Linked DNA regions of Homo sapiens: region 1 is linked to region 2. Evidence: read pairs that join two places in POLR2A ChIA-PET (ENCODE). Cell type or tissue: PC-9. All regions are shown on one strand.

What was found. ChIA-PET counts read pairs that join two places held together with the same protein. Peaks named below come from ENCODE experiments on the same cell type or tissue, not always from the same donor. Only the 100,000 strongest peaks of a DNase experiment are listed, where the experiment ranks them.
Region 1: POLR2A ChIA-PET joins it to region 2 with 7 read pairs; 1 of 35 experiments calls an interaction of 5 or more read pairs at or near these places.

Annotation. Positions count from the first base shown.
Region 1 is chr2:217,450,843-217,453,342 of GRCh38, forward strand. The region is part of intron 3 of DIRC3 (disrupted in renal carcinoma 3); the gene reads right to left. Among named protein-coding and RNA genes, the nearest start is that of DIRC3-AS1, 170 kb to the left of the region's middle. In PC-9, no CTCF peak of the experiment used is centred here; a DNase peak (open chromatin) is centred at 989; H3K27ac peaks cover 1,376 bases.
Region 2 is chr2:217,387,228-217,389,727 of GRCh38, forward strand. The region is part of intron 8 of DIRC3 (disrupted in renal carcinoma 3); the gene reads right to left. Among named protein-coding and RNA genes, the nearest start is that of DIRC3-AS1, 110 kb to the left of the region's middle. RefSeq lists an enhancer at 1,014-1,183. In PC-9, no CTCF peak of the experiment used is centred here; a DNase peak (open chromatin) is centred at 1,014; H3K27ac peaks cover 1,676 bases.

The sequences.
Region 1 (2,500 bases), 64 kb after region 2:
TGAGTGGACAGTAACCGGCCTGCAAATGGCAAAGCTAGGAAGGAAAGGAGGCTGGTGGCATTGCAAGTCTGTACCTCAAAAGAGGAGGCATTGGGGTGGCAACATTGCCAATGGGCTAGATAGAAGTAAGAGTGAGAGCCAGAAGAATCTACCCCACTGTCTGCCAGGTATACCACAGAAGCCAAGCAAACTGCTTCTTTCCTGGGGAGGGTCTCTGTGCTCCAAGAACCATGCTCATCCTAGCAACAGGAAGCTCTTTAGTGCCAGCCTGTTGCAATAGACTTCAATGGCTATTTCTCCTGTTAATGCCTTTTCTGTTTTGCTCTCTCAAGATCTTAACTGCAACTGCCCCTATTACTCCAACTGAGATTACAATTTTTGAGAAACCTGCAAACAGGACAGCTTTAGAGTGTACCCCAAATACAAGGACACAGAATCAAATTCCATGAACCCCTATAAATCATGAATCCACTGGAATGGAAGCCCCATGGGGGCTAGACTTTGCTGTTTGCTCACTGATGATTCTTGAGTGATAAGAACCAGGCCTGGCACATAGTAGGTACCTTCTATGTGTGTTGAATAAGAGCAGCTGTGTCAGAGAGCTGCTCCAGCACTGCACCCAGTAACATCCCTCCCTGCCAGTAATCAATCATCTTGCCAAAGACCAGGTCCTTTGACTCTTCCTTGCCTCTGGTGAAGTTTCTGTGCACCTGAGGTTAGGAAGTGAGCTCTCTTCCTCTTCACAGCCTGGCGTCCTAGGTTCCTTGCCTCTCATAGAACTCGTTCCTATTTCTCACGAGGTCTTAACACTCAGACACCCAGCTTGCCAGCATTCAAACATGATGCTTTCCTCTGCGGCCTGGAAGACAACCATACTTGCCTTCTCGGGGTCAAAACAGCCTCAGAGCCTCCCAGAAGCCAGCTCTTGGGTTTCTGTCCCGCCCCCTCCCCTCTGCCACTTGCTAGGAGTTTCCACAAATGCTATGGCCATGACTCATTTGATGAGGCACAAAGGGGTCAACAGGTGGAGGGAGCAAAGAGTCCCAGGCTGCCAGAGACTGGACAGCTCAGGAGGAAGCAAAGTCTAGGCAAACAATCACTCTTGTTTCCCCACTGCCCCACCAGCCCACCCATTCCTCATGGTAACAAAGTGGATCTGAGGTGAAACATCTGTTTTGCTTTGAGCAGATTTCATTTGTCTTTTCTTTTTCTCCTTTGTTTTAACCTCTCTCTGCCACTAGGAAGCTTGCCAGATCAACCTCACTTAATCTATCTCCTCAGGGACAGTCAGCCTTCTAGAGGGACATTTTCCAGTTGACAGACTTTAAGGGATGATTTGTCCCTTTTCCTCCCTTGGACTACCATGTATCTGAACTGAGATCAGAGCATTAAACAATGTCTGCCCATTTCATTCACCCAACAGTTTTCTATTGAGAGGGAAGTACAAGCCCAACACTGTGCTAGTTGCTGCAGACACAATGATCAGAAAGACAGACATGGTCCTTTGGAAGCTTGCACTTGTATTCCAGTGCAGGAGACAGAAAAAGGAGCAAACCAATAAATAAATAAGTCACCACAACTTGTGATACATGCTTAAGAGGTTAATAACCAGGGTGTTTGGAAAGCTAATCATGGGGGCAGAGTCACAGAAGGTCATAGAAGATCAAGAACTTCATTTCATGGAGACGACATTTAAATGGAGAGGACGACATTTAAACTGAGGATGACAAAGAGATAGCTATGGAAAGAAATGACTGAAGAGGATTTTGAGAAAAAAAAAAGAGTAATGACTATAAGGGACAGAAAAGAGCTTAATGTTTTGTTATAGAATTCTCAGAATTGTATAACAAAATTTGTATAAAAACTCTACTGACTTAAAACAGAGCTTAGTGAGGCAGAAGATAGTAGCACAATGAGATCAGAAAGGAGAACAGAGGCTAGTGTGGCAAACCTTGCAGCCCGGAAGGAAGCTTAGATTTTATTCAAGGTGCGCTGGGAAGAACGTCACTAAAGAACTCTGAAGAAGGTCATGGGTTCCCTGAGAGAAATCCCTGGGGGCCTTACTAGAGTGACGCAGACTCACCCCTGCCTCATCCCCCAACTTTTGTCCTCACCTCCTCCCCCCATGCCCAGTCCCAGCAACCGGGGGGTGGGTGGGCTAAGATCATGTTTAATTATTTCACAGATTCTTCCCTCCTCTGATAGGGGCCATGAAAAGACATACAGTTCAAATCAGTCCATTTGGCAACCTCTGAGCAACTGGAAATTTTGGTCAATAGTCAACACTCAGCAAAAATGAGATTTTTGAATTATTGGAAGTTTCAATGATCCAGCCTCTACCTGTCTCCCATGACTGTGAATAATCCCAAATTTGTTATAGGACAGCACAGGCTTTCTTCAGCCAGAGGATGTTAGCCAGATATTTCTACTCTGGATGGCTACAAAAAATGATATCTAATAACTGCCCAGACTTCTTGTGGTTGGAGACTCATGATACACC
Region 2 (2,500 bases):
CAAAAAAGTTGTTCATTATTTATATGAAATGTGAATTTCACTGGGTATGCTCTGTTTTTATTTGCTAAATCTGGCAACTTGAGCAGCAGGCAGCCTCCATCTTGGGTATTGCATTTCTGAACCCTCGCATTAATCTACACTCTTGGGCTTCTCAGTTATATGAAGAAGTGGCTACCAGTTTTTTTGTTTGTTTGTTTTTGTTTTTTCTTAAGCCAGTTTGACCTGGCTTTCTATTAATTCTGTTAACTTGCAACACAGAAGTTACTCAGTCACATAGAAGTTCTGCCATCTTTAAGAACAATAGGTGTTCTCTTCTAAAAGAAAATATCCTCAGGAAAATATCTTGCAGGCACCAGTGGGTCATGTCATTGGGGCATAGGCCAGAGAGGTAGAGAGCAAGACCAGGAATCTCTGCCAGCTGTTGGGGGCATGGAAGGTACTCAAAGAGATAATATTTTATACCTGAGGCAAGTGGAAAATAAGCCAGTGACAAGGCCACCTGGAGCAGGATGGAAACACTAGGGCACCACAAGCTGCATGGGCTAGGATCAAAGGAAGTCATCATCACCAGTGCAGGCAGCTCCATGCATTCCCTCGTGTCCCCAAGAGTAGCCTACCTTTAAAGACTGCACTCCCAACCTAACTTCTGGGCTATTTACAATGAACAAGAACAGACTCAAATCTACAATACAAACCCTAAGTGATGGAAAAAAGCCAAAATATTCTTGTGGTTTGAGGGGGCAGAGGAAAGAAAGGCAGGGGAGGAAGGAGAGCAATTCATTTCATAACAGCCTCTGTCACTTGCCATCCCCACCTGGGGGAAGGACAAACTGAGGGCAGTCTGGGTGGGAGAGCAAACAGAAAAGTGTCTCTCTGGCACCTGAAAGCAAGCAATCTGATCCCAGGGCCCCAGAGACAGGGCTGGAGGACAAAGCTTTGCTGGGGTGAGGGAAGGCGATGAGCTCTGTGGATTCCAAAGCTTTCTCTGCCCTGCCCTGTCTCCGGGCACCAGCGGGTCATGTCACTGCAAACAAATAACATGGGGAAGCCTGCCAGGAGAAATGACAAGGGTATTTGCCAGTTGAGAAGGCTTCTACCAGTCAGTCTGGACTGGGACATCAAAGAGTTCCCTCTTCTTGACTTGGATTTCTAACACATTAGCCAGAGCCTTTTTTTTTTTTTCTTTTTAGACGGAGTGTCACTCTGTCACCCAAGCTGTAGTGCAGTAGCAAGATCTTGGCTCACTGTAACCTCCACCTCCCAGGTTCAGTGATTCCCCCACCTCAGCCTCCCAAGTAGCTGGGATTACAGGTGCATGCCACCATGCCTGGCTAATTTTTATTTTTATTTTTAATTTTTTTTTGTATTTTAGTAGAGAAGTTTCACCATGTTGCCCAGGGTGGTTTCAAACTCCTGAGCTCAGGCAATCCGCCTGCCTCAGCCTCCCAAAGTGCTGTGATTACAGGCATGAGCCACCACACCCGGCTGCCAGAGCCTTAATTAAGCAACTTCTGTGTGCTGGGGTGCTGGGCTTGGTGGTCATTTACATTCACTACACAGTTATTTTTCTGGTTTTCTAGCAAAATCTTTTGAAAATATAAGTCAAAACTAGTATTATCCCTATTTGGGGAAACAAGAAACTGAGGTGTGGACCTCCTTAGATCATGAATGCAGAGGAAGAAAGGCTTACAGCCATTATTAATCCCTGAATCTGTCATCATTCTTCTTTCCAGAAATCGGCACGGTGGCTTGCAGGCCAATACTGGCAAATCCTCTTTGTAGCAAGTCCCTACAACTAACTACAATGGAATCAAGTTTTTATTATTGCTTTAAAAAACTCAATGTTGTATTGGTGGAGATAATACCAACCCCACAGTCACGGCAACTGAAGGCTCTTATTGAAAGGATGCTCCAAGCTTTCTTATTGAAAGCTTGGAGGAAGGTTCAATATTATCACTTATTACTGATCTTTGGTATTCTTTGTTTAAAAGGTATCATTCCAGTCTTATATATATATATATATACACAGATACATGTATACATTTGCTATTATTACACATATTTTATGTTGTTTTTTTCATATTCATATTCACGTAACATTTTTAAAGCCCTGAAGGCAAAACAAGCTGTTACCTTTCTATTGTGATCAAAATTCATAGCTACAAATTAGATTGCACGTTCACCATAATCATCTTCACCATCCTCATAATCAATACAAAAAGCCTCTCTCAATTCAGCAAACATTATGGAATGCATACTGTGTGTTGAATACCAGGTATAAAGTAGCAGATAAAACATAGTCTTTAGCTTACATATTAGTGATGAACTCAGATACTTAAATGGAATATTTAATTAAAATATAATAAAGGAAATGATGAAGACAGGCAAAGCTTACTAGAGATACCAGAGTGGTTGGAGAGACCTGAAAAGACCCCAAGCTGGGGATTTCCAGGAACACTTCTCGGAAGCAGTGGCAAGTCCTTTTAATTTTTAATTTTAT